Linked DNA regions of Homo sapiens: region 2 is linked to region 1. Evidence: chromatin loops called from intact Hi-C (ENCODE). Cell type or tissue: prostate gland. All regions are shown on one strand. Each heading gives the region's core, and the rest is flanking DNA. Links, peaks and the distances in the headings are about the cores only.

Evidence for each region. A loop is a pair of places that touch in the nucleus more often than their neighbours do. Peaks named below come from ENCODE experiments on the same cell type or tissue, not always from the same donor. Only the 100,000 strongest peaks of a DNase experiment are listed, where the experiment ranks them.
Region 2: a loop joins it to region 1, with 5 times the contacts of the local background. A loop is called at or near these places in 2 of 110 quality-filtered maps.

Annotation. Positions count from the first base shown.
Region 1 is chr2:67,317,354-67,329,633 of GRCh38, reverse strand. No RefSeq gene overlaps it. Among named protein-coding and RNA genes, the nearest start is that of ETAA1, 74 kb to the left of the region's middle. In prostate gland, for the core only: a CTCF peak has its summit at 6,794 (motif pointing right); no DNase peak of the experiment used is centred there.
Region 2 is chr2:66,680,836-66,693,115 of GRCh38, reverse strand. LINC01798 (long intergenic non-protein coding RNA 1798) reads right to left here. Exons shown (of 6, transcript NR_110156.1): 5 at 1,393-1,444. Among named protein-coding and RNA genes, the nearest start is that of LINC01797, 16 kb to the left of the region's middle. In prostate gland, for the core only: no CTCF peak of the experiment used is centred there; no DNase peak of the experiment used is centred there; H3K27ac peaks cover 4,635 bases.

The DNA of each region.
Region 1 (12,280 bases), core at 1,900-9,899:
CAAGAACTCCCTGGATATTCCAAATACATTGCCATTTTAAGAGGTTCTCCATTTCATTTTTCAATTATCCACCAATAATCCTGCCTTTAATCCTAGCAAAGAACTTTCTCTACAAAAGACCCCTAAGCTGCCATCATTCCCCCAGAGAAAATTATTCTCCAATCTTCCCCTCAATTTCTTCTTGTAAACATTGAGCCTTTGATGCTCTTCCCAGAGAGTTGTTAGCCTTTTGTCTCTTCTTCCATATGAATGGGCTTTTGCAATCAGACTTGAGTATAATCTTGAGTTGAACTCAATGAACAAATGATTTCTGCACTGCTGTTGTATTTATAACTCTGTAGTGGAAAAAAAGGGGTTTATAATCTGTTTTCACTACTGAAAATAGGTTAAGTAAGGGTCTGCTGCTATTAATCTTACTCCAGGAGCACTACCTTATTTTTAAGATAGGTACATAAAAAATCAACTCAAGAAAACGTTTCTTGAATGAAGCGAAGTGTTTTGTAGCTCCAGCTATAGATTTAGATGCCCTAGCTCGCCCCATTTGGGAATATTCTCTTCCAGGCTATAATTTCTTCCTTCTTTTTCATAAGACTGGAGGAGGGAGAGTCAGTTACAAATTTGGTTATAACATAACTGCAAATAACCACGTTGTCAGGTAACTTCTCTTTCATGTGATAGAATACATTGGTTTGAAAACATATCAGAAAATATTTTACTGAGATCTTTCAGAAAAAAAAAAAAAGTTGTAAGACACACTTGCCCATACCTTTTTGGAACAATTTATTCCTTGCTAAAGTATCCGCTTGTTGCTATACAGATGCAGTCTGAGAGATTAAAAAATTAAAACCATCAATATGTCCTACGTAAAAGCAAATGAGCTTCTCAGGCTTTAGAGGACTTTTATATATGTGGATTTTTTGTAGGCTAATTTAAATATTAATAAAAAGATAAGAGAATTGATCCAAATGTCTTTATTCTTGTACTCATAAGCCAAATTCTGCACATTGGTTCAGAAATAATGAACCTTTAACCAATTCTAAACATCCCCATTCTAATTATTTACTTGAAGTACTTTTAAAGATTGCATCTAAGCATGCAGTGATTGAAACAAATGTTTTTGTAAGTTTTTTTCTATAATGTCCCACATTTTTACAAATGTTTAGAATATTTAGAAATATTTCAGATGTTTTGGGATGTTCTTGTTGCTATTCATTGGCAAGAGATGAGATGATTAATAACAAACTGTTGGATCACCTAGTTCTCCAGTTGGCCCTTCACATTTGTGGTACAGGTCAGGATGTCTAAGAGAATAGTGAAACATACTCACACCTATTATCCCTGCAGGAGGAAGGCTGCAAAGGCAGGACGAATCCCACTCAAGCCACCATCCATACAAATCCACTGGCTTTGGCATGATGTTTCCTCTCTTAATATGTTTTACTGAAGACTGATATTAACAGCATTCTGCCAGGAAAACACTAAAGGACTGTCAGAATAAAGAAGACTAAAGAGAAATGACAGCTGAATTCAGGGCATGACCCATGACATTTGATTTTTTTTGACCATAAAAATAGTATTGAAATCTGAATAAAGTCTATAAATTAGATAAGAGTATTATAGCAATGCTAGTTTTCTGATTTTGGTAATCTTTTGTTGTTTCATTGGGGAATTTCTTCTTTATTAGAAAGATACACAAGTATTTAAAAATAAAGGGGTTTCATGACTGTAACTTATTCTCAAAGGATTAGAAAACTCAGAATCTATTAAAAATATGTGCATATATACATACATATATACACAGAGATATACATGTGTATATAAGGCATAGACATTCTGTGTATGTCTGTGCATATACACACAAAGAGATAGATACAGCAAATGTAGTAAAATGTTAACATTTGGGGAATGAGGATGAAGGCTGTATGAGAATTCTTAGAGCTATTCTAAATACTCCTTTTTTAATAATTAGGTTGGTGAAAAATAAAAACTCTTTACTATGAGTCTGAAATTTTGGCAAGATATCTAGTTAAAAGAAAAGAAAAAAATCCCAGCTTGCATGTTTTTGAGAGGGGAACAGGTGGCTCAGAAGCAATAGGATAGCAGGAAAAATGCAACCAAATATGGGAAACTGTAGGCATTATTAAAAATTAATAAACACTATTAGTCTACATATTCTTATATGATTGTATTTCAAAACCTAAAACTAAATTTTCACTTAGGAAAATATGTTAAATGAATGAGAACAAACCCACCCAGGAAGTTGGAAGTAGTAAATTCTGTAGTGTTTTCTCTGTAGTTGTTGACAAATGCCAACCTGGCTTTAGTGTATACACAGGATGATTCCATTTATTTTTATGAGTGTTGATACTTTCCAGATGTTTGTTTTATTAACCTACCTAATTTTCTTCTTTCTAGTAATGAAAGCACTGGGTCCTGTTGATTTCAGAGCAAACAGCAAATGCATAGTGGATTCTTACAGATACGTTTCCTCATTACGTTTGCTAATTTTTATGAAACATTAAACAGATTAAATAATGGGAAATAATTCTACTACTTTATATTTTACCAAATCTTCCTGTCAAAAGAAATATTTTTCGTCTTTGTATCAGACACTGCTTACTCAGTATATATATTTCCCGCAAGACCCCTCTTCCTGACCACAGATCCATGTGCTTCAGGGCAAACAACATCATTCCTAGTTCCAGGAGGCAGAGCTTTTCTAATCCAATCACAGTGATTCTACACCCTAACAGTGACTAGTTTAGGAATTGGCATATAACTCATTTTTAGCAAAGGAAATTTGCTAATCAGGATTTAAGGGACACTTAGTAGACTCCTGAGAAAGAGACCTTTGTTCTTGTCACTATGATGCTGGATGTGACACCTGGATCTGTGCAGCCCTCATAGGACAAAGCTGATGAGGGATGGGAGAGTGGAAAGGTGGAGAGAATCTGAGTCCCCAGTGACAGTGATAAGCTGCTGAATCAACCAGCCCTGGCACCGTGATTACATTTGGACTTGCAGATATTATTATTATGCCTGGAAATTTGTGTTTTTTGAAGGTGAATACATACTGATTTTTCATTAAGTATTCTGAAAGTTTTCTACAAAAAAATTTAAATTTCATGATTATTAAAAAGCTAGTGAGATTTATCAAGCCAATTAGATGATACAGGCTTTTGTATTTTATTTAAACCAAGCATAGAAATACGTATTTCTTGAGTCATAGTCACAATCTCATTCATTTTCTGAGATGTATATTAACAGTTTAGAATGAGAAATTTATGAGAAAGAAGATAAAGGAATTCTGGCTGTAAAGTGAAAGTAATATTTACCTACTTCATAAAGTGATAGTGAGAACTGAATGAGTTATATTGAAAGCTCATAGAGCAGTGGCCGGCAGGTTGTGAGTTCAACAATTATTACTAACAATAGCAATTATAATTATTATTCTTTTTTGTGGCTTTTGTTGCTAAAATACTTGCTATCTTAATTTTAATTGTCTTTATTTTAAGTAACAGACTCTCTGAGAGGCAATGAATACCTCCAGTGAATTCAACTGGAGAATTTTGGGGAATAAATGTTATAATTTCTAATTCTTAGATGAAAAAACTGAATCATAGGATGGGACTTTCTATGCAACATCTTCAAATACAATCTTGATCATCACATGGATACCAAGTCCAATATAGCATCATTTAAAAATGTGAAGGGTACCAAGGTGTACTCCAGTGTGTATCAAACAGTGGGCCATGTTACAATGGTAGATTATGAGGCCAATTTAGTGGGGTTGCAACCATAATTTTAAAGAATTGAATTATTATGGAGTAGGACTGGTAAAATAAGAGTAAATTGCCTGTGTAAAGGTAAATATTGTTTGTGAAACCTTGTTTTGGTAATGTGTGCATGTATTGGTTTAACCTCTCACTGTGAGTTTTGATTATTGGTAGAGTGGAGAAACAGGGGCTCCATAGCCAGACAAACTTGGCTTCCAATATCATTGGCCTGTTTTACAGAAAAGAGCATGGAACTGTGCCTACAAGCTAACAGGCACTCAAAACAATGTCCCTTCTTTCCTGCCTCTGTCCACAGGCTGCCCCCACCTTCTCCAGTGTGGACTTGAAGTTTTGGAACCACAGAGTAATGCAACACTGACATTACACACAAGGTGTCCTTAAACAAACAGGTATCACTGTGTCATATTACAAATTCATCCAAGCTCGACACACCAGGAGCTCCGTGAGTGATCTGGGTTCTGAAGCAAGGAAAATCAATTGTATTTAAACAACGAAAAATAGTGTCTCCTGAGCTGCTCATAGCCAAGAAATCACTCTGGCCCCATTCTTAAAATAACAGGTATTTGGGTAGAACTATTGATTGTTTTCACTTTTGTTGCCTTAGCAGAATGACGCATCATCCATAAAAAATGTGAATGTGAGGACGGTGGGACCATCCTGGCACACTGAGCAGCAGGGACCTCCGAGCCCTCAGATGTCATCCAGCCAGGTGTGTGGGGGCCACTCGCCATGCACAGCTTCTCTCAGCAGAGGTGAGCTAAGAGGAGGGAGAGGATAAATGTGTTATCACATGCTGCCCATTGCTTATCACACAGGGAGCCCACATCTCCAAGTCCAGTGCATTTACTTGATATGACTTACCTTAGTTCCTTTTTTACCCGGGTGGAATGCTCAGGGGGAGGAACCGAGACACATTATTTGGTTTCACTGACATAATATTGAGCAGAAAAAGACGAATTCTCCTTCCCACCTCCTTTCCTTCTCTTCTTTTCTTCTTCTTCGTCTTCCTCCTCCTTCCCTTCCCCCTTCCTTTTCTTCTTTAATAAAACATCCATTTATGTACCAGAACTTAGTGAAACTGCTGAGGTAGTCAAGCCTGTAAATTGAACCGGTCCCTTTTACCTCCAGAAAATATGAACGCATCCTTCTGCCACGGGGCTGGCACACATGGCGGGATTATGCTACCGTTAACAGGAAGGCAGGAAAGTACATTATCACTTCAGGGCTGTCATTACCAGAGGGTTTCGCTGTGAACTATAGCATTCAGGGCAAGGCAGGCAGTGGAAAAGGGGGGCTGGGTGGGCAGGGAAGAAAAAAAGAAAATGTTGTTGTTGTTTTTCTTCCCTTAACAGGCTGACCAGAATGGTGGTGATATGAAGAGTTGGGGAATTCGACTTGAATACAAAACATAACACTGCTTTCACTTAAAAAGGTGATGACAACAGCTACCTCCTTCCATTATCCTGTAGGTACATATTTGGAAAAAGACAGGCTCAGCCACACCTGATGGCTTCAGCTAATCAATTCATGTTCATCTTAAATCTGTCAAGACAAGATCACCTATTTAGTGTTAAGCTTAAAGGGATATATTTTGTGCCAGTGAAATCTCAAAGAGATCAGTTCACTACACATTTTTTTTTTCTTGCTCCTCATAGAACAAACCCATTTTAAGATTATTTTTCCTCCTTGGTATAAATTTTAAAATTTATTTTAAACAAATCACTTATTTAATATCATAAATTACAGCAATAAAATGACCAAGAGATGAGAGTGCGTTTGACTTTTTAGGTTAGTTCATAAAACAGTTGCAAAGTTCTATATCTAAGTAGCGTTATTGCGATCTTATAACGGCAGAACTTGGGGATAGGCAGTGGAGTGAAGTTCAGAATCTTGGGCTTTGTTTTCTTCAGTCCTTCTACAAAGTTGCTTAGCACAGATACTGAACTCTTAGAGAAGTTACAATCATTTTTAATCCGTTTCTTCACAGTCTGTTTTTTGTCTGGATTCTGTTGTACAGCATAACAGATAAGCAGATCCCTAATGAGTTCAGAGCCAGCCAGTTAGTTCCTGGATATGTTACAGGTCCTTGTTAATCCAGTTAGGTATAGCAGGTTACTCATTTTTCCCATTTCTGCCCTTCACCTTGCCCTCCACTAAGATTTCTAATTTTATTGCAGAAAGATCTACCTTTTAGCAATGAAGAAATCATTATTATTTTTAAAAAGCAATAGTGGTGAGAGTAATTCTAGGCAAAGTATTACAGAAAAAGTAAACAGCATGAGATGGTGGTTCTACGATTCCCTACAAGACCATCTGTTTTCCCAATGAAAAATCTAGTGCTTCCTCGAGTTATGTTTTAAAAGGCTTAAGCAATCATTCAGATAATCAGACTTCATTGCTATGAAATTTCATCAAACTGTACTCAATCCTTGAACTCATATCTGGGTCCATTTTGCCAATCAGATAAAACTTCCTAGGCTTTTTCCTAGAGGCATGAGTGGTTAACTTGATCTTATTGCACTGCAAAAGATTTTGTGCTACACATCATTTTTCATAAAAGCTATTTGTTGTGTTAGGAGAACTCCAGAGAGACTGCTTGTTAGAATAGATTTTGGGGGTGGGGGTGGGCCAGCGCTGGTTCTGCTATGTCACTTTGGACCAAATGAAAATTCTTAGAAATTCTTACAAATTAACCTCAGAGGACATGAGGAGGCAAAAAGGTGATACAGAGGAAATTAGTGTCTTGGTAAGTAAAGATGTTATTTCTCATGAACAGACCAATAATTATAAAAAAAAAAAAACCAAAGAAATCTATAATTTGGAAGCACTGAATTCCTTTGTCTTAAGATTGTCACTTGCTTCTTCTTTCAGTTGGCATAGGGGTTAAAGCCACCTGACTCCTTTTTTTTTTTTCCTTTGTAAAGGTCAGCCAACGCATGCCCACTCTTGTCCACATGAGCACAAACAGCCTTTGCGTTGAAAAAGCACTAGGTGGTGCCCATTTTCTTTGCTGGTGAAAGGGCTGGATTCCCCAAGGGAGTCACTCTGGGCAAGTTCACCAGGCCCTGGCCCACATAGCACAGTGCACTTCTCTCACAGATGACCAGGAGCATGGTGTCACAGTCTGTCCCTTCCCTGATGCATCCTGGGGCTTGCCTGTTTTAGGAAAGAGCTTTGATTTGGGGATACAGTGTTTTTACATGTGAGGATAGGAGTAGAGGAGGGTGGTGGCAAAAAGCTTCGAGTGTTCCCTTTGAAAATGAAAGATAAGAGGAATAAAGGCTGCAACACTGCCATCTGCATTTGTAAAAAGTCATAGTATATCTCTGCCAAGGCTCTCCTCCTGCCAGATCATCTGGACAATGCAGTGCACATGCTAATTTTATTTTTTCCCACTTTTGCCTGTAATCAAACTGTGGAAATAAGGCAAATGAAGGTTAATCTTAAATTTCAATTTGTCTCTTCACAAAAATAATTATTTGTTGAATAAAGCATGGCTAAATTGAAGATTTTGCATGCCCATGTCTCCCCCCCAATACCTACCATTTGAAGAGGTGGCTTTATACTACTGAGTTCTTTCCTTTAAAAAAAATCTTATTAGGCACGCTTAACAGATTGTTGCTTTGTGTTCAAGGAGAGCAGATAACTGGCTAAGAAGATTTTTTTTTCCAGAATAATTTTATCCAGGCGATATGCCCATCGGATCTGTTTTAGAATGTAGAACTATTTAGAAAGTTTTTGTTCTTGTAAAGATCTGGTAGCAGCAATTGAGCATAATCATGTTATTGTCATAAAAAGAAAAGAAAAGAATATAACAATTTTTTTCTAGTAGACATATGTCTTGTCTGTCTATAACCTATTCCCTGAAATTTGGCCTAGTAGAGTTAGTTTGTTCAAATATATTTATTTTGTTTTAGAGAAAGCAAGAAAATTGTTTTTTTGAATGCCAAAGAAATAGATTCTTGTAGTAAAATCTTAATCTTGTTTCACAGGTTGGTGAACCATACTCCAACAGAAAGGGGACATAAGACTGTAAGTAGTTTTAAAAAGTTGAACTAAGAGAAAAGCTTTATTATGAAACTATGAGGATTATTTCTGTGCACTGGCTGCCCCGTCATATGTCGTGGCATGTGGCGGGTTGACTGCTCATTAATTCTATTTATATCAGTATGATAATCCACCCCACTGAGTATGCATGTGTTAAAATATTCATAAATTATGTTTATTGTGACCAAATATACATTAAATGCCAAAAGAAGACCATTATTTAAAGACAAAACCAGTCAACAATCAAACAAGCAAAGCCTTTTTACTGTCAGTCCAGTACATTATGTTTTATCAAATTCACATGAATTGCTTCTCCTTCCAGTGCCCCATAAGGAATGTTTATCCTTTGTTTTTAAACTATGCAAAGAAATAGACTTCACTGAAAGGAACAGATTTGGAAAACAAAAGCTGTTACATGATCTCAGACTAATAATAACATCGGCTGGAAGAAACCATCTAGGGAAATGCACTTTTGGCTTCCAAAATTATTTGATCCCTAATATACCCTTGACTTGAATTTGATGGCATTTCATAAAATCATAGACTAAGTTAAATAAAGCAGCTAACTTTTTTTGATAAACTAGGCTGCCAATAGAATTTTAAGTTTGTACATTTTTTGTTTGAAAACAAAAAAAGGATAGTTAAGAAAATCTAGAAGGTTGAGAATTGAGACCAGTAATTAAACTATACTGCGGCAGACCGTTTTGGAACTTATTACTTCCAAATGAAGCAATCCTTAACTACTCTGTTTTGAATGATTCCAGGAAGTTGAAAAAATTGAGGTGATTATTCTTTTTACAGGCTGCTTATGCAGCAACACAGCACAGTTGAAAAGTTTGAATTCCTTGTCAAAATCCAAAGTGGTTTTAGTTAAAATATATTGCCTAACTTACCCAATTCATCATATTCTGAATTGAAGCCATGAAAACATCTAGGATTATTAATTATGAGGACCATACTTCAGATTTAACCAAAATAATGATCATTTTAAAAAGTGACCTGTATGCTGGCTTAATAGTCACTTGTAATATCCTCCAGGAAACTGTTAAAAATTTCAAAACTTAAATTATACTTGAAAGGACTTTTTTTCTAAATCAAAACAATAAGTGAGGAGTAAAACAAAATAGAAAATTCTGAATTTATTTCATTGTCACCATATGCTTATTTTAAAGAAGAACACAACATTTAGAGAACAAATTAAATTTAGAGAACAACATTTAGAGAACAAATTAATTTAGAGTAAAAATTAAATGTTTTTCTCATGTCGCCAATACTTACTATAGGAGTGAAGTCATCACTTAAATTGCATGTTAATTTCAAGTAAGATTTTTTTTTTTTCCTGTATAATGACACCATTATAGAATGTTTTACTTTCTACTTTTCCTTGGAAGAAAAATGTCTTTACTTCTATACAATCTTTTAAGAAACCTAAACAGTATGGCAACCTGAACAGGTATAGGAAATCTCTCCAGGGAAATAATTCAAAATGTGGAAAAAGCCATGTATATAAAAATTTTCTTTATAACATTGTTTATAATAGCAAACATTGGAAGGCATTTTAATATCTAGCAGTGGAAGCTTGGTTAGGAAAAGATGACAACATTCATTTGATGAAATATTATGCAGTCAATAAAATTGGTATAAAGCAGTATGAGAAATATGGGATAAAATACTAAGTTAAAAAAGGATACAAGATGAAGGTGTAGCATGATTATAATAATTTTAACACATGCAAACAAAACACTAAAAGAGGATGCACAAAAGTGTTAATCATCAAATTGAAGATTGAAATGGATTTTTTACCCTCTTTTCATACTTTTATTATGTTGTCATGCAATTTAAAATGCATTTTAAAATTTCAAAATTATTATCAGTAATCAATTTATACTTTTTCTTTAGATGTCATAAATAATCACCATAGATTTTTGAGGGGAAAAATTAGACAACTCCAATTTCCAAAGATGTTAATTTTAAAACCAGTATCCCAACGTGTGGTTTTAGTATTCAAACCTAATTTGATTTCTATGGAATCATAGTGCACTTATATTTTATTAAATAATAATTCCCTCTTTTATTAAAAAAATCCTGCTTATTATATTTAACTCTAAACGACAGCTTTTTCGCCTCTCAGTTCTCAAAAACCCTGAGCAGCCATTTCAGAAAACAAAACAAAAGAAAACCCCACATATCAAAACACCACAAAACCCTCTCATTAAGCTCTCTGCAAAGTTTGAGATGTACTTTCATGTGAATCTTGGCCTCTGTACAGCACTGCTGCACAATCATTTTCATCTGAGATTTGAACATATTGGAAGAACTAGAGCCTTCCTTTCTTTTATCCTGTCATTTCCCCCGCTGGAAGTGATGGGCATATGGCAGGCACCCTCCCTAGATTCTCAAACAACAGGAGGGACCTGATTTCAATTCCTACATCCTGTCATCAGTGACTCTCGGGATATTTTGTTCTTGCAAGGCTAAGGATGTGATTCGAATTTGCCATACGGACAGAGCTTAATGCGATGCCATTTTTACCACTGGCGCCCTCAATCAGTTAATTAAACATGATATAAATCACCACATGTATTTGTTAAGTAAGATTAATATGGCAAAGTCAAAGTAAAAAATGAGGAATCCTCCCCATCCTAGGAGTGTGAATCACTGATAGGAAGATTACACTTTTGGAAACTCAATACTTTTGAGCAGGCTTTGTTGGTTTAATCCCTCAGACTGCTTTGTGCAACTTGAAACCTAGAGCTGTCATCTTTAGCCAAAATTTCAGCCATAACTTCCTCAGCTTTCACCCCATTATTGAAATCAGCATTCACAATACTTAACAAAGATCAAACCTTTCAGCGGACCACGGGGCAGCCTCTTACCACCTGGGACACCAGAAACATGTTTAATAAATATTTCATTTTGTTTTAACATGAAGACTCCCTGGTTTCAATTTTTTTTTTCTTTCCTGGGGAGCTAAGGGCTACCACCAAGCTGCACATTCCGTCACTATGGTCAGTTAGGTTTATAGCCTTAATAAAAGGATTTGCCCCCCTTCACATGCTAGGGAGCCTTGTTAAACCACAGCAATTATAGAAACACAAGATAGGTGCTCTGCAAAGATCAAAGCTCACTTAAAGACAGCTCTGTAGGAATTTGGAGCTCTCTTTGAAAAGTGCTCAGTTTACAAAGTATAGAGGTATTAAACCCTAGGAATTAAAAACTTATTTTAGAATAATGTTTAAAGTCTGACAGTAGTTAATATGGGATCTCCTTCAGTCACTCTTTGTGTATTATTTCTAATATCTATTCACGGCATACCTATAATAGCTCCAAAGGAACCATTACGCTCAGAAGACATACGCATATGATGGATCCTTAATACCAAATGCATTACCTACTCAGTAGGTACATTTTAACCTCAATATCCCAGCTCAGGGACAGGGTAGAAAAATAGCATGTAAATTTCTTTAGGAGGAAAAAAATGCAGCATGCCTGGGTCTTCAGCTTTGTGGCTCAGTGGAATCCCTAGAGGCTGCTTTCCATGCAGGAGGGATAGGTGATGGCCTGTGCTGGGCTGCACCAGGTCACTTTAGCATCTGGCCTTTGGGGCTGCCGCACAACTCACCCAACTCTAATTGGATGTTGAAGTACCCAGTCTTAAGCATTGTAATGTTTCCTCTACCTCTGTAGATTGTATCATTCATCCAGAAACACATACACACACACACACACACACACACACACACACACAGAGTAATGCATGTGGACTCCATTTCAGAAAAAGAATGCTAAACCCCGAGTGGCCTAAACTTAATTGTGTGGCTATGGGAGCTTTCGGGTGACAAAGGGTCTGCAAGCCAAATAATTACTTTTGTGTGCAGCATCTTACAACAGGGCAGTATAAATGGGCTTAGCCTGGGATTTTGAACTCTGTGCTTCAGCCTCGGAAAATGAGTTATTTAAAAGCAGCTATTGCCAGGAACATTTTAATATCTATTTAGAGAAAACTATTTGGGGTTTTTGGTGTCCAGGAGTCTTTAGCTTTGAAACATGTAGGTATAAATGCAAACCCCTCATTTCACGTCAGCATATCCATTTTAAATAAAAGGTTGTAATGATGATAAAAATAAGAGCTAATATTTGTTGACTGCTTGCTATTTGCCAGGCTGTATGCCCAGTACGTTACATGGAGTATTACATTTAATCTTCATGACAACCCTATGAGATAGGTTCTATTATCGTATTTATTTTCTAGACGAGGAGACTGTGGCTCAGAGGGGCAAAGATCACATCACTAGTAAGAGGTGGGGTTGTGATTTTAATCTGGGTTATATGACCCTAGAAGCCACGCTTTTACAGCCTGTTACTATCTGATTTGAAGTTTATTTTGTGCTGTGATCTAAAGTTTCTATTTTATGGTTTCTTTTTATTTAGCTGTA
Region 2 (12,280 bases), core at 2,373-10,372, 640 kb after region 1:
CTGGTCTGCATAATTTTGAAAGATATTTTTTGTAAAACGCGTACTCTTATGAACCAAATGAAATTTTATTTGGAAAGATTTGATATTGTATTTGATAACATACAACCTTCAGTTGTTTTTCTAAATCTTGTTATTTTTTAAATATGTCTTTGGTATGTATTCTTTACATTAGAACTGTAATACACTCATCTTTTGGTAGAATGTTCCTGTACCCGGGTGCAGCGTTAAAATACATTTCAGACTCTTTCATGCATTTTTCTTTTCTTTCTAAAATTCTTGGAATGTTCACTCAGCGGAAGCAGTGAAAATGCTCGGCTCTTCCACATGCAAATTTATTGAACTAGTCAGTCATTTTTCCCCTTAAATAAAATGTGTGTATAGTTTTGGAGATTTTCAAAAAATAAATCATTTACATGCATTTGTGTATTAAAAATAAATTGCTGGTGTGATGTTTTTAGTTTGTTTTGTTCTATTTTACTAAAGAATATGCAATAGTCACAAAATAGTGCAACGACAGTAAAATATTCCACAGTATTGTAACTACGTAATTAAAACAACGTCAGAAAACACCTTACAAATTTAATACTAGATACCACCAGAAATGGCAAGATTAGTTTTACAGAAACAAGGTAAGTCTCAGCTGATTTTAAATATAAACTTTTCCAAAACAGGTTAAAAATGAATTTAGACAAATTTGGCTCTTAACCTTTAAAGATTTCCTGCCCGCTTCTGTATGTCCTTTATTACATTAATTTTTTATTTAAATTACACCATTAACTGGATATGAATTTATCAAGAATACATGTATTGATTTATAAAACAGTACCATTAATTATTATAATAGCTAGATGTAGCTGATATTACAAAGCCATTTAAAGGTTTTTAATATAACTTGGACATACATAGATAGATAGACATTATGGACAAGACTACAATTTAAACTGGCTACCAGCAGTTAATGAAATCCTTGATTTATATTCTAGTTTAGAGATTGATTATATTGTTGCTTTGTAAAACTATTTATATTATGCCATTTTTCAAAGGATGTCTCAATAAAAAAAGCTAAATAAAATATTCAGTCAATTCCCAAAGCAGATTTTGTTTTCTATATTTTAAATGCTGGTGAAAATAATTGATTGTGTGTGTTCCAAGCTTTGTCATTTACATTCCAGAGGTGGCTTTCCTGATGGGAGCCTCGTTTGCATATGCACACTTTCGCACACTTTTGATCCTTGCAGAAACAAATCGCTTTTCTTTATTTCATTATGCCTCCCACCCCCGTAACAAACCCATGTATATTTCACAGACCCCGACTATCAGGACACATAAGTCTTTCTGGCATCTTTTATGTTATGCATTTTTTTCTTAAGGTTGTGGAAAACTGGGACTTACCCCAAAGCCGCAAAGCAGGCAATCACGAAGAGTATTTGGGTAAGAATGCAATCTGAAGAGGAAAAAAAGAAAAATGAGGAAGAATATCAGCAAATAACAGTAAAACTTTCAAATTACTTTTCAAATGGTAATTAGCCAGCAAATAGATTGAAATTTAAATTCTTTTCACATTGTACTTGGTTTGGGTCTCCCAGTCTCTTTATTTATATCACTTTTCCTTGCCTGGCAACATATGTTACCGATTTATTATAGTATTTTTACTGTTAGCAGACAAATCTGAAGGCTAGCTGAGAAGGCTAGCTTCATCTGATGACTTTAACAACAACTGCAGGGCATCCTTGAGGGTGAGCCAATAGGCTCTTTTGAAGCTATAATACTGTTAACCATTTTGATGCTGAAATACTTCTCATAGCCAAAATTGGCTCTGTCTTTTCATGGGCACTCCAGTTTCTACACATAAGAAAGTTAATGTAAATGATTTGTTTTGTAAATATTTCAATAGCCTTCTAAGCACTTTCTTCCATGTGTCTTAAGTTCCCTAAAAGCCATCGGTTTGTTTATTTCCCCTTCTTTTACAGACACTGAAATCTGTGGCACACATTCATAAGTAAACAGCTATCAAACATCAGGTTAAGTTGTCACGTCCCCCTCCCCCATGCCATTAATTCTCTGCTATGCTATTAAAAGAAACAAACATCCTTTAGAATTTAAATGATCATGTTTCTCTGGTATATGTACAGCCTAGAAAAGTAAAGTTCAAGCAAGATTCTTCTTGGCTAAGAATCTGAAATTACTTTCCAAATTAGAGACACCATTAAAATCAAGACCGTTTTAATAGATACGTGACCCTAGCTAAAGGTTTATGCCTTTTAATATGTGCATGTGAAAACGTCTGTTTTAGAATTTTATTTGTTGACTAAAATATTCATTTTAAAGTTAACAAACTTCCATTTTTATGATTTCTAATGTACGTCAGTCCAAATTATCTTGTCGTTTTAATTTAAAATTTTTAGCAACAATTTCTCAATTTAAGTGTCTACGTGGGATTCATTTACAATTTCAGGTACATTTCATAAAACCTCCTTTGAGCATTCATGACTTGAAAATTTAGAAATTAAATCCTGATTACTGGAAGCCAGTATTTCTTGTCTAAAGGATCTGGCTCAGCAACTAAAATTTAACGTAATTTCGATATTGGGAATTCAACCCATAAAAAAACAGATATTCAGTGCAGTACTGGGGGTTCTGACTGTCAAAAATGTCCATTTTTAGGACCTGAAATACACTCTGGATCCCTGGGATCCAGAAGGCACTAAGAGACCATTCAATATGTCCATCCAAACATATCTAACATGAGAGATTCTGTCTACAAATCATAATAATGCCACAGCTCTCCAACGTATTTAAGAATACACAATCATATCTGGTTTTAAGACATTTGCATATAAAATTTGACTTCAAAACAGGTGGTGAAATAACTACATCAATGCAGTCATTCATCTGATTCTCATTTTTATGCAAAGTTCTCAGGTCTTTATCATTTATACTTCAATATACTTTAACAACTCTTATTTTAGCATTTATGACAACGGCCCCAACCACTGCACCAAAAGAATAATAATAATGATTAAATGTTATATTCAGAAATATATAGTTGTATAGTTTCATCCTAGTCTAATTAATGATACTATTTAAGTTGGCCGATAGTTTATATCTGTTATCAGATACTTACAATATGTATTTCTTTTTTGTCCCAGCGTGGCATTGTATGGTGACTGTGGGTAATTTTAGGTCAGAAGTAATTATGATCAAAAGGATTTCAGCTTCAGAAAATGAGGCCAACTTTTTGAAGGCATAAATGCACTCCATTCCAAAAGTGATTATATGTAGGGTTATGAATTCCCAAGTGAGTCAGTGCTAGTCCTGTCATTCTAAATGCCCTAATTAAGACAAGTTAGTTTTTAAATATTATTCTTCTTCGAAAGATGGAGACAATAAGGTTGGAGGGCCAAAAGTTTTCTTTGTCCTCAAAAACATATGTTTTTGAACCAAAATCTAATCTCCAGCAGAGTTTGATCAGCATATTTAGAAGCCTGCCAACTGTGTACACAGGGCTCCGTGCTTTTCTAGAACAGGTCCGCTACTCTGATAATCCAGCTGGCAGTGCCCTTAATAGAGATGCCTTCCCACCCTCCTCTACCTACCACATTCTCTCTCTCTACTCTCTCTTTCACCTTAAAACAGGTGTCTTTTTAATGCCTGAGTCTAAAGATACAGGTTTCTCTGGCTTCTGGCTCCAGCTCTGTCATGATCATTTTTAATAATTGACATGGCCCCTTCTCAAAACCACTCAGATTCTTAGCTGGAATCCCTACTCCACCCAACCTCAACTCTTCCCCGAACCCCATGGGCCATCCCCCTGCTTTCTGTTTTGTTCATCACCTTGGTTTCGTCACCCCCAGCCCCATTTCTGACCTGCTCTTTTTCTGGATCAGACGCAGGGAGGTTGAGAGGTAATGAGAACCAGATGGACATAGTGCAGAAATTGCCCAAATGGGTATGAGAATGTGGGGAGCTGTCAGGCATGGAGAGAAGCTGGAATTTTTCAGCAATAAAATGGGATTTATCGCCACTCTACCACAGTCATTGCCGACAACCGTTTACCTTGACAGAAACCCCATTCCAATAGGCCACGCCGATGCAGATTCTTTTTTCCCAAAGAGTGATGATTGGTATTTGTTCTAAGGCTCAAATGGCCTGCACTAAAGGTGAAGCATTAGGCCAAAGTCCTGTATTCCCCACTGAGGCAAATGAACCTGCTAAAATAAGTTCCTTCCACAATGGCTGTGTAATTGAAACCAGAAAGTGAGAGAATTTGATAAATTGCTTGACCCTGAAGGAATGTTAAGGTCATAAATTTTCATTGCATTTTTTCTCTCCTTTTTTAAATATTTTTATATATTGATTATATTTAGTATCTACCTCAAAATTCAACAAGCTTACAGATCATCGGTTGTGGTCCCAAGGGAAAGCACAGTAAATCATCAATTAAGAGAGCAGGGAGCATTCTCCCCTCATCTTCCAAAGAGAAATGCCAGCTCCTTGGTAGTCCAAGGACAGTTATGGAGGTGTCTCACATCTCAGAATTATTCAACTTAGCACGCAATTTGTCCTGGCATGGACAAAGTAAAATCTACAGAAAAGATGTTTCTCAGAAGGGTGCTGCTATACTTCTATCATTTAAGAATGATGAACTGTTAAGAAACTGGCAATCCATTTGCAGGAATCACACCCACATACCTTTTCTCAGGGTAACCTAAAAATAAGAAAGATTGCATTTTAGCTACAAAGGGTGATCCCCGTTTTTAGGTAAATTGAAAGTGTGCCTGTGTTTGAGCGCGCGAGCACCCATGCTTCTGAATGCTGATTTTGGCAAGTTCACTTTGAAATTATTCAAACTTTTTCTTTTTTGAAATGTCGATTGTCTTAATGTGGTAATAAAGCACAGGTCATAAAAACAGCCCAAGTCACATATTACACAATGTAAAATGGATTCAAATATGAAAGTCATCACGTAATAGAAAATTTCTACACATCTTGCTGGAAGGTTTTACTTGCTTTTCTAAAAAGTGAATGAACTGAGCTTGCCAGCATTTTAATTTAGCTGTATTCTCTACTGATCGCTTATGGTGATATATTATGAAGACATATACTCTCTCAATTGGAAGCAGGTTAAATAATTTCCTGATAGCCAAAACTTCTTGTCCTTGACCATTTTAAAGGACAACATATCTCCTTTGCATTTGTGTGCTAGGTTTGTTAGAACCATTAAAGAAATAAAATCAGAAGTATTTTATCACTAATACCTCACTTTTATGTTCAGGATTTTCAGAATTCTGGAGACCCAAAATGAGATACAGGGTGGAGTTTCTCATTTACCATTAGGAAAATTTCTCTAAATTAAGAAAGTTTCCTGCTGATTTATTTTCAATGACTACTTATCAGCTTAGAATTTGAAACCAATGCTAGTTTTAGGATGCACAGGTATTAATTAAGCCCATGAGTTTTTCCTCAAAACCATCTGAATTGTGTAAGAAAAAGATCATTGATGTTGCTTTCCACAAAGTATTATCAGTAGGGATGAGGCTAAATAATGTCTAGTTTTATATCTCACTTTCTTTTGTTCACAAGTAATTAACGACAGTGTGTATTAAAGGTATTTCCATCTCAAAGTAACTTTTTGTCAAGTAAAGAAGAAGGAAAGAAGTCCCATGAAAGAAAAAAATCTCAAATTTTTGTTACTTGCGAATACAAAGTCAGAATTTTGGAGTAATACGAAGTAGTAAGAAGTGCCAGGGCTGTTAGAAACCTTGGAATCTAGCACCAAAGTACACGACAAGATGATAATTTTCATATGTTATTGCTTATGTGCATATAAATATCCTAATAAGATTTCAACAACATGTCTTCATGTTATAGAGAGGAGATCATGATACACATATGATCAGCCTTTAACCCTGTGTCTTTTTCCAGTGTTAAAATGTGGCTTCCTTCCTCTACCCTCAAAAATTTTGCCGCAAGCCTGTTTCAAACAAACAAAAAATATGTGCCTATGTATATATGTATACATATCTAAGTATAAATAAAATATGAACAGAAAATGGATTCAATCACTGATATTTTTGCAAACTAATGTTCAGCTGATGCAACTCAATTTTATTTTGCATCACATTAGTGTCATAATGGTAATGACCAGCCTTTATTCACTAACAGTTTGAGTCAGCACTTTGAGACATTTTCAAATTAGGTCATACTGCACATTCGTGGCTGACACAAAGGTTGATTAAGAGAGCTGCACAATTGTAAAGTGATGTGGTGTGAGTTGAATTAAGTTCTCTTTGATAGTTACAGGAAAGGTGAGCCACTATAACTAAGCAGAAATAATGTATGGGCTATAGGGGGAGAATATATTTCCACAGAGTGCTTGAAGTAATACTCATTTACAATTTAACAAAGTCCTCTTCTGTTATGGAAGAATTCTATCACGGGACCTGAAAACAAGCAATGAATTACAAAAAGGACACTGGAGGCCTGGTCTCCAGTTCTGTTTCGGTGAAAGTCAGTTTTTGCCTTTATGTCCCTTTTGACCTTCTCAATAAAGACCTTTTTTCCCACTTCTAGACACTGTCTGCTGCTTTTCTGAAAACCATCCTGTGTCACAACCAAACCATTTGACCGTAATGTAACAATTCTGAGGCAAGGCTAAATTGCTGGGCCAGTGAGACCTGGAAGAAGGGGGAAGAAAAAGAGTCTTTTAAAGTAATATTGTTATGGAAAATCTATAAGTTCAACTAAAATTTGAAGGCATAGGATTTTCTTTAATTCACCCAGCACTTCAAATAAATTGTAAAAATGGCTCCTGGAAGGCAAAAGTACTTTTTAATTGAGCTTAAAGAGAACAAAAATAAAAGCTAAAACTCACAATTGTTGGTTTGTTCAAAAAGGGCAAAAATAGTAGTTATTATTAACACTGTATTCACAACATATTGCTCTCTCTATAGAATAAAGAAGCCACAGAAGATTTTCTAAATATACATATATTGACCGGGCCCACTGGGCTCACTCCTGTAATCCTAACACTTTGGGAGGCCGAGGAGGGTGGATCACTTGAGGTCAGTAGTTCGAGACTAGGCTGGCCAACATGGTGAAGCCCCGTCTCTACTAAAAATACAAAAATTATCCGGGCATGGTGCCACACGTCTGTAATCCCAGCTACTCAGGAGGCTGAGGCAGGAGAATCACTTGAACACGGGATGCAAAAGTTGCAGTGAGCTGAGATCGTGCCACTGCACTCCAGCCAGGGCAACAGAGCGAGACTCCATCTCAAAAAAAAAAAAAAAAAAAAAATATATATATATATATTCTTTTTGCACTACATATATGTAGTGCAAGTGGCTTTAAAATCTTAAGGAAACTGGAAAAAAACTTAAATGGTGTATGGCACCTGGACAGAAAGAAAAACTTCTTGGCTAAGCAGCTTTGGTCCTGAGGACGAAAAAGGACTTTGACTTGCGCATGCATTCTGCTTGCTTTCTTTGAAGTGGCTTTCTGAGAGATATACTTCTAGTGTGATAAAATCACATTTTCTTTCATGTGTTTGATGTGTTTATTAAATTTCAGTTTCCCAGGTAGACTTTTCTGCCCTCCACATGTATTCCTGGATTCAGTCCCTGCCCGTGGGCCCATCACAGTGTGCCCTACCATGCCCCCGCAGACAGGTTACCTCCAGTTTATTCTAAATTTCTTTCCAATTACATCTGAATTTTTACATTTTAAACTGAACTTACTTCCTCAGATAAGGATGAGTAGGCAAACTAAGTGGAAGGGTTCAACTGAAAAAGAATTGTATGTGTTGATTTTTTTTTAATTCACCAAATTAGAAATACAAAGTTGTAATAGCCATAATTATTCTCAATATTTATAAGTACATTTATATTCCAGGCCCTGTAATTATGGTTTTCACAAGAATGAAAGAAAAAAACGCCCTTCAAATTTTGGAAGAAATATAAAGAAGAACTCTTTGGAAGGAAGGAAAAAACAAAGGAAGGGAGGGAGGGAAGGAGAGATGAAAGAGAAACAGGGAAGAAAGAAAAAGCAAGAAAGATTGATTTTAGCTCTTTCACTCTCTTCTGACAAAGACTCCCTCGAATCAACCATCCCTGTTGACTGATTTCTGTCCCTCAGCTGTGAAAAACGGCAATCTATGAACATGATATATGAAATGGCTACCTTCAACTTTGCTGTCATTTGTTTTTTGTTACTGCATCCAATCAATATTCATAATAAGCTATAACATGAATCTGGATAACCCCAAGTCCACTTTGTTGTCGCTCCACCCAGATTTGATTATTTAATCACAGTAACAATGGTCATGAGTATCTTCCAATGGAATATTGAATGCCCCAGATTGAAAGGTAGAAATCCCTGGATTCATAGTCTGCCAATTAATCCCTGGAGCAATGGTGGCACTATGTCTCAAGTCCATACGTTTTCATTTTGAATACACTCTTGGTATTTGCAATCACTTAATTTACATTTTCAAAAGGTCACTTGTGGTGCTAGCTGGAATGGATAGTATATTTTATTTATTTTGAGGTAGGCTAATTTGCCTAGCCAGGAAGACACACCTCTTCAGCCAGTAGATGACGTAAATCTGAATCAGCCATAATACCACAATGAATAGGTAAAAGTATTTTTGCTATTTTGTTAAGCAATTATGGGAATACTTGAATTTCTCCAACAGTTTAATTTAGTAGACAAGAACAGCATTCATTGAGAGCTATGTTGATTAATAGTAGGGTTTTTTATTGTTATTTCTGTAGAATTAATACAGCAACATTATGGGGGTGCAACATGACTTTTGATGATCTGACATGCAGTGATTAAATAAGGTTAATCCTCATTTTATATGCTAATAGGATATTTATAATCTCTACAGCATATCCAATTTAATGATTTTATTCTCTGTTGTTTAGAAAATATTTCTTATTAGTAAAAGAGAATATCCTTACATTCACCACAGATGTTAATTTAATTGGGTTTGAGTGCATTGTGTATAATTAGTCCACTTCTCTAATATTTCATCTATAATTACACAATGAACAATGTGTTTAAACTTCATTAAATCTGTAGGTTTAAAAGAAAGTCTTCACAAAAACTGAGCATTCCATTTTCAAGGTTTCCCAAGCCCTACTAACATCCTGATGAAAATAAACTTCAGGCCAGTCTAAGTTCACTGAATGGTGAATGAATACCCAAAGGCTCTGAGACTTTGTAGTCTAAAGTCTAAAGCTAAAAGGAAGTTCCCCTCCAGCTCCGCTTAACCTACTCGATGACAATGTTACTGGCAGTGTTGTTTGGACCAGGCCCAGCTGTCACTGAAGTAGCAGGATAAAAGTCCCCACGTGCTATACTCCCAAGGTCCCTGCAAATGTCAACCTTCAAGCTGGTATTTTGAATGGCAAGGCTATTGGGTTTGAGGTCTGGATTCTCCCCCACCCCACCCTACATTCCCTCCCTCCCCCAGCAGTTAGAGCTCTTTCAGGAAAATTCATTCCAGACAGCAGCCTATGAAGTTTCATCATGAGAACCAACTTTTAACTTTGTTAGCAATTGTGAGTGAGAAGAGAAAGAGGAAAAAGAGAAAGAAAGAGAAACTGGTGTATGATTTTCAGAGTTCCTCTACTGATCTCTGAGTGTGTGTGTTTATATTGCCCATCTTAGCTCAAATGAGGCTATTTACACTATCAGGCTAGTTCATTACAGAATTAAAAAAAAAAGAGATTGCAAGGATGAAAGAAAAATGGATTATGAGGTTTTAGCTGAGTTTTTCCAAAGGCTATAATAGCACTCCATTGTCAGTGCTATACAGCTCAGGAGAGTTCGCCAAGATCAACAACATATCCACACGGCCCTTTCAGTTCAACTTCTCTTGTATTCCTAAAATGTCCACCCTGTAAAGACCTTGACTAGTTCTTACTTTCTCATTTCACCTTCAAACAGGTTTGCTTCACTTCAACCAAAAAGAGAACCTTGCCAAAGTGACTATTATGACTCAACAGCCTACCCACTGGCCAACAGGCAAAGACCCCTCAAGACGTCAAGCAGAATCTCTTATCTTTCAAACTAATAACCTAGAAATAATTTTTTTAAAGCAGTTGGTCCTGGCATTAGTCAGGAAAAACAGAATCACTACCAAGTAGTTCAACCTAGAGATTTAATCTAGGGAGGTAGTTACAAAAGTGTTGGAAGAACTGAAAGTCCAAATGGGGATGATGAGATCAACAAGAGTTTGGCAAAGACGTAAAGCCACTGCCACCCCTTGACTAGAAGGACAAAGAGAAGAAGGCAGGTCTGAGACCTCAGGGGAGAGGTAGGCATTGCAGAAGCACTTTCAATGCAGGTGGGAGAGTGGGAGAATGGCTATCCTAGCCTCTCTCCTACTCCCTAAAAAAGCATCTCCCTTTGCAGAGCCTTTGTGGAAGCCAGATGGTAATGTACTTTGCAGGGTTAAGCCGCCTGGAAGACAAAAGAGCAAGGAAAGGATGAGAGTGAGTCTGAGAGTAAACAGATAAATGACCGGCACAGCCCTTCTCAACAGCCGTAAGACTTTCGTGTGAAGATAAAATTCCAAACAACCCCCCATGTGACTACAGTAGAAGGAAATTGATATTTATTTTGGTTTCAAATTACTAAGGTGTTATACCTAGGAACCCCAGGTAGGAAAATGGCTATCATGTTGAGAATAAACATTTAAGCAAGCCCAATATATTTTAGCTGCATGGATTAAAAAAAAATACAAGTGCTTACAAAGTTGAGGCCACACTTACTCTCAAACCCTGAAGTTGTTTATAAGGGTAATGTGTCCTTTCCTACACCAGTGGCCCACAGGCAGCAGAGTGAGACACAAATAGGAGGTCAATCTTCACTTCAAATTTTCTGGCTTACATAGATTTTGTTACAGCCCAAATTTTGCTGGGACAAGGGTGGAAGGTTTTGTCCAGGGAAGCACTGCTGTGCCCTGACTGAACAGCAATGCACACTTTGTGCTCCCTACTCACTGTCCTGCTGCCACAAAGCCAAATCAACTATTTTTTAATATTTTTTCTACTGTCCCCATACCCTAAAGCTATTCTTCCTGGATACCAGCTAACAAGAATGGAGTTTATTGTTTGCACTCAGGAATAATGCCACCTATATCCTTGAATCCTCATCACAAGTACACTTTTTAAGGCTAAACATTTTATCTTCTTACTACTCTATTTTCAGCCGTATCACTTGCCTGTTAAAATGCATGGTGTAGTTAACAAAGATTTGCATTTGGTCCTCCAAAATGAAGATTTTATAAGTTGCCTTTTTTTTTTCCTCCTGACCAGAACCCATATTACTTGGAAAGGGAAAGGCCAAAGGGAAATTATTGCTATTTTAGACAGCAGCATAAATTTTCTTCCTATTTTTAACCTAGCTTTTAATTTAATAAGTTTTATGACCCTTATATTAAGTACATATGTTTTACAAGACACTGTGTCCCTTGAGTCACCCTGAATTTGCTCTACTGTACCAGAGTTAAATAAATGAATATTGTGTTTCTGCTTTTACTTCACCTTGTATTTGATCCTTTTAATATGCCTGGTAAACCTTCATAAAGGAGAGAGAAACAACACAACTCAGAAGTCATCTAAAGCCAAGCATATAATGTTTTAAATAAAATTAATGAAAGTATCTCTTTATAATATTTTAAATTTCAGATTTCTGTCCCACTGGTTTTTATAATAAATAATTAAGGATATACAAAATATTGGAAATTGTCTCATCTCCCAAATTGGCAACTAATAATACAAACACTTTTTTATGCTCATTCCATTGCCCTGTGCAAAGGTATTTTTTCCTCAAATTAAAGCTTCAACATAGAAAACAACCATTTTTCTTTGGAAATATAAAGTGACATAAATTTTTTTAAGACAATTTCTCACTTTGTTGCTCATGCTGGGATGCAGTTGGGTCATCTCTGCTCACCTCACTGCACCCTCAACCTCCCGGGCTCAGGTGATCCTCCTAACTCAGCCTCCTGAGTAGCTGGGACTACAGTTGCATGCCACCACACCCAGCTAATTTTTGTATTCTTTGTACAGATGAGGTTTTGCCATGTTGTCTAGGCTGGTCTCAAACTCCTGGGCTCAAGTGATTTTCCTTCCTCATCCTCCCAACTGCTGGGATTATAGCTGTGAGCTGCCAGGCTCAGCTGACATTAACTTTCTTATAAAGATATTCTATCATCATGTGTTCATGGTCATTTAAAAATTAGTTTAGTGCCATGTAAACATAAAGA